Linked DNA regions of Homo sapiens: all the other regions are linked to region 2. The links are chromatin contacts, found by Hi-C or POLR2A ChIA-PET in ENCODE. All regions are on one chromosome and are shown on one strand. The core of a region is the stretch at or near the end of the contact, and the rest is flanking DNA. Distances in the headings are between cores, read along the strand shown.

Region 1 (3,256 bases), core at 701-3,200, 8.3 Mb after region 2:
CGCGCCACTGGACTTCAGCCCAGAGCGAAACTCCATCTCAAAAAAAAAAAAAAAAAAAAAGAAAATCAATGTAGCCCCACCTTGAAGACCAATCCGGCTTGTCTGTTTCTAGAAACTCCTCCTCCAAACCCCAAAGCCCCACCCCAACCCCTACCCCCACCACTGCCTGCAGCCAGGGCACAGGTTCTGAAATTTGACCTGGGAAGCAAGTCACAGGGGCAAACTGGCGGGTACCACCTTGCCAAGATACCCCTCCCCAGTAAAGCACCGGGCTTGCCTTTGAGTAAGTGTCTGCTCCCTTAGCAAAACCCTCTGCAACCCAACTCCGCTCGCTGCTCAAGGCGCCGGGCAGCGGCCAGTGGCCAGCACACCTGCCTCCACTTGGGATTCCGAAGGAAATGACAATCGGGTGTCGCCAAAACACACGGGCCCCTGACACAGGAGGAGGCCCACGCGGAATTCCGCATGACAGACGGCCCCCGACACATCCACTCCGGGGACCAAACCTAGGTGATGCCGTCAGCTTCTATCCCCACCCCCACCCCGAGAGAGACCACTCCGCCTTCACTTCAAAGTCCCCGCAGGCTGCCCTCATGCTGGTGGTGTGTGTCCTTGGTGGATGGTTTTCCCTTAGGTAAATCACCCTCCTTCAAAGCACATAGGTTGGGGTGGGGGCCTCACCACGGAGAGGCATGAGGTCATCGCCCGGTAGACTGGGGCGGGGCGGGGGAATCGGAACCAGAGAGACGCCCTGAACCAGAGGATGAGTTTGGGGTGGAGAAAACAGGGGAAAAGACAAAACAGATTTAGGCTGAACATCTGCATATCGGGGGTCTCAGGACGTGGGGTGGAGACAGGTCTGGACGGTGGAAGAGGGGGAGGGGGTGTCACAGGTTTGAGTAGGGGTAAAACGGCTCTGAATGGGGGGCACACTCCATATTCTGGGGATCCGAGATGGCCAGGCTTGCGTTTGGAGAAGACACGGGGCAGGACGCAGGACGGAGGTTCAGTTCGGAGGAGGGAGGGGCTTGTGCACGGATAGCTCGTCTGAGGCTTTGGTGGGAGAGCTGGATTTCGGGGGAATGGGGGCTGGTAGGGGGCACGCTGGGAGGGTGGGGGAGCAGAAATCAGCGAGATGAGGTGAGACGGGGACATCCATGCACTCAACCCGTGCCTGCGGGGACTGGTGGACACAACAGTGACCACAGACACAGGTTTCCGGGTGTCCCGGGCTGGGACTGCATTTTACTGGGGCGAGGGGCTGGTTGCGGCCTGGGCGAGCCATCGCACACCACAGGCTCAGCGATGGGGGGCGGCTTCGTGTGGGCAGGACCCAAGCTGGGAGGGTCTGAACTGGGAAGTCCCGGGGATGACAGGCCAGGGAGAAATCACCCGGGTTAGGAGGCGGGGTCTGCTGTTCTAGGGGTGCGCAGTGGGGTCCCCTGGTTGGGGGTGCAGGGCTCAGCCTATTTTAAAAAGAATGGTGGACGCTGACGGCGGCTGCGGGGAGGTCACGACTTACAGGTGGCTCGGGGTGGGGGTCACGGCAGGCCCCGACGTGGGGGGGACGCTGGGATTTGGGTGTTAACTCGGGAGACGCGGATGCTGAGGTCACCCGGGCCTAGTTCGGCCTGGGAGGCGGCATTCGAGGGGACTGGGGGCTCCTGGAGGGGCCTGAGCTGGGGTGGGGGTCGCAGCCCGCCCCGCCGTCCCGGTTTTGGGGGGTCGCAGTCAAGCTCCGCCGCCTAGGGCCCGGGGGGCGGGTCCCCGACCCCGGCCGCCTCACCTGGCTCGCTCCCGTGGCTCGCTGGCTCCCGCCGACCCCGCCTCTCCTGGCACCGCACAGCGCCCGCCTCCGGCCTCCGCAGCTCCCGCAGGCCCGGCCGCGGCCGCCGCTGACGGGATCCCGGGCTCCGCGGTCCCTAATATGGCGGCGGTCGCTCCTCCGCTGCCTCCCGGCTCCCTCCCTCCGCCGCGCGCGCCCGGCCGGCCGCGCGCACCCCCGCAACCCGACCACGCCCCCACGCCGCGCGCGGCTAATCGCGGCCACGCCCCCCGCCTACCCCACACACCGCCAGGCCCTGCCCAACACCCAGCCAGGCCCTGCCCACTCCGAGTGGCTGCGCCTGCGCGCGTTGGGCATCTCGGGAGGACGTGACGTCTCCCGCGATTCAAATCAATACAGGAAGCGCGGCTCCACGCGTTGCCCAGGGCAACCGCGGCCGGAAGAGGACCCGCGGGGTGCTAGACGTTGCAGAAATGGCTCTGGTAGATGGAGGGCGTGGTTCCCACTGGGGACAGTCGCGGAATGGGGCGCCCCAGGGCAGACCCTTCCTAGGGTAGATCGAAGCCAGGCACACCTCAGTGCGGCATTGACGTCGCGCCTAATGAGCGCAGATGGGACCCAACACCAGGTGCGTGTCCCGAACGTACAAACGTCACTGCTGAGAGTCATTAATTTATTCAACAAACCTGCATTGCGCTCCTAAGTGCTGCTCCTCCAGGCCCCAGTGAGACAGCAGGGAACAAAACAGGTTTTTAGGCCAGGTGCGGTGGCTCAAGCCTGTAATCCCGGCACTTTGGGAGGCCGAGGCGGGCGGATCACCTGAGGTACGGAGTTAATCCCAGCTACTCGGGAGGTTGAGGCAGAAGAATCCCTTGAACCCAGGAGGCAGAGGTTGCAATGAGCCGAGATTGCGCCACTGCACTTCAGCCAGGGTGACAGAGCAACACTACGTCTTGAAAAAAAAAACAAAAAACAGGTTTTTAAAAAAATTATGGGCCGGGCGCGGTGGCTCACGCCTGTAATCACAGCACTTTGGGAGGTGGAGGTGGGTGGATCACCTGAGGTCAGGAGTTCGAGACCAGCCTGGCCAACATAGTGAAACCCCGTCTCTACTAAAAATACGAAAAATTAGCCAAGCATCGTGGCAGGCGCCTGTAATCCCAGCTACTGGGGAGACTGAGGCAGGAGAATTGCTTGAACCCGGGAGGCAAAGGTTGCAGTGAGCCAAGATCGCACCATTGTACTCCAGCCTAGGCAACAGGGCAAGACTCAGTCTCAAAAAAAAAAAAAAAAAAAAAAAGGTTAAACATAGAATTGCCACATGACACAGCAGTAACACTCCTAGGTATCTACCCAAGAGAAACAAACATGTAACATCCACGCAAAAACTCACACACCTATGTGCATAGCAGCTTTATTCATAACATCCACAAAGTGCACACAACCCAAATGTACATCCACAGATGAAGG
Region 2 (3,015 bases), core at 487-2,986:
TCCTATTCGGCTCCTAATAAACTTCTTTATTTTACATAGCTTGGCTTTTTCCGTTGACAAACCACAAGCCAGGACTGGGTGTTTCTCATTCGTGAATCGTTGTTGTTGTTTTGAGATGGAGTCTGGCTCTGTTGCCAGGCTGGAGTGACGCCGTCTTGGCTGACTGCAACCGCCGCCTCCTGGGTTCAAGCAATTCTTCTGCCTCAGCCTCTCAAGTAGCTGGGATTACAGGCACGCGCCACCATGCCCAGCTAATTTTTGTATTTTTAGTAGAGATGGGGTTTCACCATGTTGGCCAGGCTGGTCTTGAACTCCTGACTTCCTGATCCGCCCGCCTCGGCCTCCCAAAGTGCTGGGATTACAGGCGTGAGCCACCGCGCCCGGCCCTAAACTCTTTAATTGTTAACGTACCTCAGTTTAATTTTTAACAGAAAAAAGTGGGCACTGGGGACCCCAAAGACCGCTACTCCTCCCACACGAACCTGTCAGAGATGATAAATTACTTTTCTAAAAGCTTTAGTAAGCTGTTCTTTGTTTCTTGAGACCGACTTCCTTGTCTCCTAGCTACCTGTTCTGTAAACAACCTTCCCGCTTTTGCCGCGCCCAGACAAGTCCAGATACGCCTTCCCGCCTAGTAACGGACAGTCCCTGTTCCTTCCCGTCTCATAGACCCTATTTAATTTGTGTGTGTGTGTGTGTGTGTGTGTGTGTGTGTGTGTGTGTGACGGAGTTGCCCAGTTGTCTCGCTCTGTTGCCCAGGCTGGAGTACAGTGGTGCGATCTCGGCTCACTGCAAGCTCCACCTCCCGGGTTCACGCCATTCTCCTGCCTCAGCCTCCCGAGTAGCTGGAACTACAGGCGCCCGCCACCATACCCAGTTAATTTTTTTGTATTTTTAGTGGAGACGGGGTTTCACCGTGTTAGCCAGGGATGGTCTCGATCTCCTGACCTCGCGATCCGCCTGCCTCGGCCTCCCAAAGTGCTGGGGTTACAGGCGTGACCCACCGCGCCTGGCCAGACCCTATTTAATTTTAAACCTTAGCCTATCGAGTTAGTTTAGATTGTGAGGTCCAACCCTAGCCAATGAGGAAAGGACACAGAAGTGCTAGAAACTGCGTTAAGGAGAAAAACCCCTGCCCTACCCCGCTCGCTGTGCTCTTGTGACTGGCGCAAGCTGCACCCTTGTGTAGAAATAAATTTGCTTTGCTGAGGAATTTTCTGCCTAGATGCTGGTTTTCTTTGCGGCACCGGGCACTTGTTTCTAACAAACCCCATATCCGAGGCGGGATCCCCCCATATCCCTCCCGTGGCCCCCGCATAATGTGGGGAGACGCGGAGCTGCCCAGATTAGGCTCCGGAGCCGGGGCCGCAGTCGCCGTGAAGGGACGGGACAGGAGGCCCGGGGTCCCGGCTGCCGGCCCAGCCCCACCCTGCGACCGAGGGGACTCGCGTCCACGACCCCGGAGTCGCCGCGTGGAGGCCCGGGTCCCGCCTCAGCCGGTTCCGGCCGATTCCAGCCCCTCTCCCAGTCGCCCGGACGCCAGCCCCCTCACACACACCATTTCTCGGCTTCCAGGGTGTTCCGGCGTCCTCTGCGTGGCTCCCGCGACTAGTGTAGGTCACAGTGCAGGTTACAGAGCGACAGAAGCTCTGGTGGAGGCACCTAGTCCCTCTCGAAGCAAGAAAGCCGAGATCCTGACCGCTGTCGGCGCAGCACTAAAGGAATGGACGGAGGGCGACTGTCCCTTCCCCCTTCCCCGGATGGACAGTTGACAGGGCCCCGCCCCAGCACCCCTGATTGGATGGGGCGCCAGGCCCCGCCTCCTCCGTGCTGAGTGACAGCAGAAGCCCTGGGTAACCGGGTCCTGCAGATCATGTCTGACTTGTTCTGGCCACAGCGTCTCTGAGCGAGCAGCCTCTCTAAGCGAGCAGCCTCTCTAAGCGAACAGCCTCTCTAAGCGAGCGCCTTCCTTGAGCCCTGGTCATCAGATATTTGCATTTCAAGGCGACTTGCTCCTTATTGTTAGAAGAGGCACTGTTAGCTTCCTCATTCAAGGGGCTGTCCCTGCTCCTTCCTTCTGCACGGGATCACAAGTGTGTGCAGGGCATTTCAGACTCAGTGTTCAATGGAGAGATACGCTTGCCTCAGAGCAGGAGGGGAGCCCAGACCAGGCAAGGCACGACTGCACCAGGAGAGAGAGGCAGATGTCTTCCAGCGTGCGGGAAATGGGATGAGGCATGGCCAAGGCTTCCTCACACTGCTATGGACTCCAGCAAGGTTTTCCTTGTAAGGGAGCTAACCAAGCCAGAACTTATTAAAGATTTAGAGGCTCTCAGTACTATGTATATCTATCCCTGGTGCATTGACAGTGACTGAAGACCCATTTTTCAGGACATGCTGTGTAGGACTGAGCCAGGGAACATGATATAGCATGGCACTTTTATCTCACATATAACCCCCAAGGAGCAGGGTTAACTGAAATGAAAGATGGTCTCAGGGGAAGCTGTAAATGAGAAATTCTGTCATAGAAATTATGATTTAGGCAGGCCGGGCGCGGTGGCTCATGCCTGTAATCCCAGCACTTTGAGAGGCTGAGGCAGGTGGATCACGAGGTCAGGAGTTCAAGACCAGCCTGGCCAACATGGTGAAATCCTATCTCTACTAAAAATACAAAAATTAGCCAGGAATGGTGGCGCATGCCTGTAATCCCAGCTACTTGAAAGGCTGAGGCAGGAGAATTGCTTGAACCGGGAGGCAGAGTTTGCAGTGAGCCAAGATCGTGCCACTGCATTCCAGCCTGAGACACAGTGAGACTCCATCTCAAAAAAAAAAAAATTATGTTTTAGCCATCTTTTTTTGAGACGGGGTCTCACTCTGTCGCCCAAGCTGGAGTGCAGTGGTGCGATGGCTACTCAATGCAGCCTCAACCTCCCAGACTCAAGCAATCCTCCCACCTCAGCCTCCTAAGTAGGTGGGACTACAAGTGCCTGCCACCATGCCTGGCTAGTTTTTTAT
Region 3 (3,259 bases), core at 571-3,070, 7.9 Mb before region 2:
CAGTCTCCTGAGTAGCTGAGACTACAGGCATGCGCCACCATACCCGGCTAATTTTTGTATTTGTTGTAGAAATGGGGTCTCGCCACTTTGCCCAGGATGGTCTCAAACTTCTGGGCTCAAGAGATCTTCCCGCCCCAGCCTCCCAAAGTGCTGGAATTACAGGCGTGAGCCACCTGGGCAGGAGAATCGCTTTTGACTTCCAGAGCAGACTGGGCAACATAGTGAGACCTTGTCTCTACAAAAAATAAAAACTAGCCGGGCGTGGCGCATGCCTGTGGTCCCAGCTTCTTGGAAGACTGAGGCAGGAGGATTGCTTGGGCCCCAGAGGTTGAGGCCGTAGTAAGCCATGACTGTGCCACTGCATGCCACCCTGAGCTGCCTCAGAAGGGAGAAGTTTCTTTCTACTGTTTCTGGCCCCACCCCACCCCCAAGGGCCAGCAGGGAATCCCTCTGGAATTTCCTAAGGAAACTTCTTTTCAAAAGACAAGAACTCCTCCCTAGGAGGCTCATCAAACAACCAGGAAAGATTAACCACGCCAGGACAGACTTTTCACCCGTTCTTCCGAGGGCAGCTGGAAGAAGTCCCTGGACGGTCCTGAAACCCAGGACCAGAAAGATAGGAGGGTGGGCTGAGGACCCAATACCCTGTGAAGTTCCCAAGAGAAGCCTCCACCCAAAGACTGTCTGATAAGGTGGCCGCGCCTAGGGAAGGTAAAAAGAGGGCAGGCACAGTGATTTTTTTTTTTTAACATCGGAGTGTCAGGGGGTTATTTTCTGCTTTGCTCGCATGTGAAATGTTCACAAACGGAAAATGAACTTTTTAAGAAGTGCCATCTAGGGCTCCTTGGAAAAGATGACAGTTAAAACACTGGGTCTTGCCAGGCGCAGTGGCTCAAGCCTGTAATCCCAGCACTTTGGGAGACCGAGGCAGGCAGATACCTGAGATCAGGACTTCAGCACGGCCAACATGGTGAACCTGTCTCTACTGAAAATACAAGTTAGCCGGACGTGGTGGCGGGCACCTGTAATTCCAGCTACTCAGGAGGCTGAGGCAGGAGAATCACTTGAACCCGGAAGACGGAGGCTGCAGTGAGCCCAGACAGTGCCACTGCACTCCAGCCTGGGCGACAGAGTGAGACTCCGTCTCAAAAATAATAGAAATAATGATAATAATAATAATGTGAAGTGGATGTACTGGAGGGAGAACTTAGGGTTGGGGAATGCGGGGAAATTTAGGGATTTACTGCAGCCCTGGGAGGAGCGAAGCTGGGGGACGGGGTCGTGGGTTTGAAACCCAGCTTCCCACACCTTTGGAAGACTCCGAAGGAAACGGGGACCGCCTAAGGGAGGAGGAACTGGGGACCCCACAGGCCACGGCTCCTCCCGCACGAACCCCACACCCGAGGCGGGATTCCCCCTAAGACCCTCCTGAGGCCCCCGCACGATCTGGGGAGACGCGGGGCTGCGGGCGCGGAGCTGCCCTGAGAGGGCTCCGGGGCCGGGACAGGACACCCGGGGTCCCGGCGGCTGGTCCAGCTCCACCCGGCGACCGAGGGGACCAAGGGTCGAGCTGCGCCTGGGGGACTCGGGTCCCAGACCCCCACAGTCGCCGCGGGGAGGCCCAGGTCCAGCCACTGCCGGTTCCGACCAGCTCCTCCTCAGGTCTCCGGACGCCCGGCTCCGCACGCTCACCATTTCCGGCTTCCGGGTGTCCTGGGTCCTTCCTGGGGCTGGAGCAGCCAGAACAGGTCCCACACGACAAAATCAGCCGTATCCGGGGCACCAGGGGCTCCCCGAGGAACTAAAACCCGGACCCGAATGGGGGGCCGGCGGGAAATGAGACCGCTTCGGGCTTTGGAAGTTGCCCCTCCTCCCGGCGCACCTGATTGGACAGTTTGCCGCACAGCGCCTCTGACTGGCTGGTGCCCCAGGTCCCGCCCCTGGGGCTTGAGCGACAGGAGAGGTGATCGGAATCCTCAAATAATCCGCTCGCTGTGTGGGGTGTGACTGACAGGTGCTACCCACAGCCCCTCGCTGGGACCTTGGACCTGGACTTGCATGGAAGCAGAACTTGCTCCCGTTAGGGTCAACCCAACCAGACTGTTCCCCTCCTTCCCCCATCAGTCTTACAATACAGTCCTTTGTGACCGCCACACAACTCCCCCCGGGCTAGAAGTAGACCTCCTCCCCACTGACCCTTCCAGTAACTGTTTGTTCAAAAGACTTCAGCTGAACCGGCAGACAGTTCCAGGATGCGGTCACAACACCTGCCCACCTTGCATAACAAAGCTGGCAAAAACATCTCCAGGATGCGGTCAGGACACCTGCACCCCCGACTCAGTTCTCACACCCCAGCCCAGTTCCTCGCCCTATAAAGCCCTGCTGTAGTCTGTAAGCGGGGCTGCCTCCTCTAACTGTGGGGGAGCAGCCCAGCAGGTTAATAAAACTTACTTGACTGACTTCAGGTCTCTTCGTCCTTTCGGCTGACCTTACAGCTCCTGGTTTTCCGGAGCAGGCCCTGTCGGCTTCCTGTACTCAGTGGGTCCTTCCTGCTGCTTTTTTTTTTTTTTTTTGAGACGGAGTTTCGCTCTTGTTGCCCAGGCTGGAATGCAATGGCACGATCTCAGCTAACTGCAACCTCCGCTTTCCGGTTTCAAGCGATTCTCCTGCCTCAGCCTCCCGGGTAGCTGCGATTACAGGCGCCCACCACCACTCCCGGCTAATTTTTGTATTTTTAGTAGAAATGGGGTTTCACCATGTTGGCCAGGCTGGTCTCGAACTCCTGATCTCGTGATCCGCCGGCCTCGGCCTCTCAAAGTGCTGGGATTACAGGCGTGAGCCACCGCGCCCAGCCGCCTCCTGCTTCTTTTTCCGGAACACCGGTCACATGAGTGTGCACGGAATTCCAGACTCCGTGTTCAGTGAAGCCATCCCTCCACCTTGGAGCTGGAGAGACTCCCAGGTCACAATGGAACAGGTAGGAGGCCCTGATGTCCTCCAGAGATCAGGAATTTATGAGGCTATTGGTCCCATGGCCAAGGCTTCCTACACGTTACTTCTTCTCAGGCTACTCCTTTTCAGCCAAGAAAATAAAAACATGCCTTAAAGGGAACAAAATTATTAAATGCAGGGAAAAACTGGAGTAAACCACTTTTTTTTTCTTTTTTTTTGAGACGGAGTCTGGCTCTGTCGCCCAGGCTGGAGTGCAGTGGCACGATCTCAGCTCATTGCAACCTCTGCCTCCCAGGTTCAAGAGATT

What was found. Hi-C counts contacts between places; a loop is a spot of excess contacts on that map. ChIA-PET counts read pairs that join two places held with the same protein, here RNA polymerase II (POLR2A). Pooled maps may share reads with other maps.
Region 1: POLR2A ChIA-PET joins it to region 2 with 12 read pairs in A673. The contact joins the promoter of FZR1 here to the promoter of ZNF440 in region 2. POLR2A ChIA-PET finds 5 or more read pairs at or near these places in 2 of 52 experiments (A673 and activated B cell).
Region 3: a pooled map shows a loop between it and region 2 (6-fold over the local background). The contact joins the promoter of ZNF101 here to the promoter of ZNF440 in region 2. A Hi-C loop is called at or near these places in 2 of 50 pooled maps.

The regions. Positions count from the first base shown.
Region 1 is chr19:3,505,005-3,508,260 of GRCh38, reverse strand. FZR1 (fizzy and cell division cycle 20 related 1) reads right to left here and starts at 1,950. Exons shown (of 14, transcript NM_016263.4): 1 at 1,787-1,950. RefSeq lists enhancers at 1,196-1,405, 2,216-2,475, 2,526-2,575 and a silencer at 1,746-1,895.
Region 2 is chr19:11,812,994-11,816,008 of GRCh38, reverse strand. It overlaps ZNF440 (zinc finger protein 440), which reads right to left and starts at 1,736. Exons shown (of 4, transcript NM_152357.3): 1 at 1,559-1,736. The coding sequence starts at 1,561. RefSeq lists silencers at 1,332-1,401, 1,822-1,901.
Region 3 is chr19:19,667,400-19,670,658 of GRCh38, reverse strand. It overlaps ZNF101 (zinc finger protein 101), which reads right to left and starts at 1,820. Exons shown (of 4, transcript NM_033204.4): 1 at 1,693-1,820. The coding sequence starts at 1,695. RefSeq lists enhancers at 999-1,564, 1,565-2,131 and a silencer at 1,411-1,610.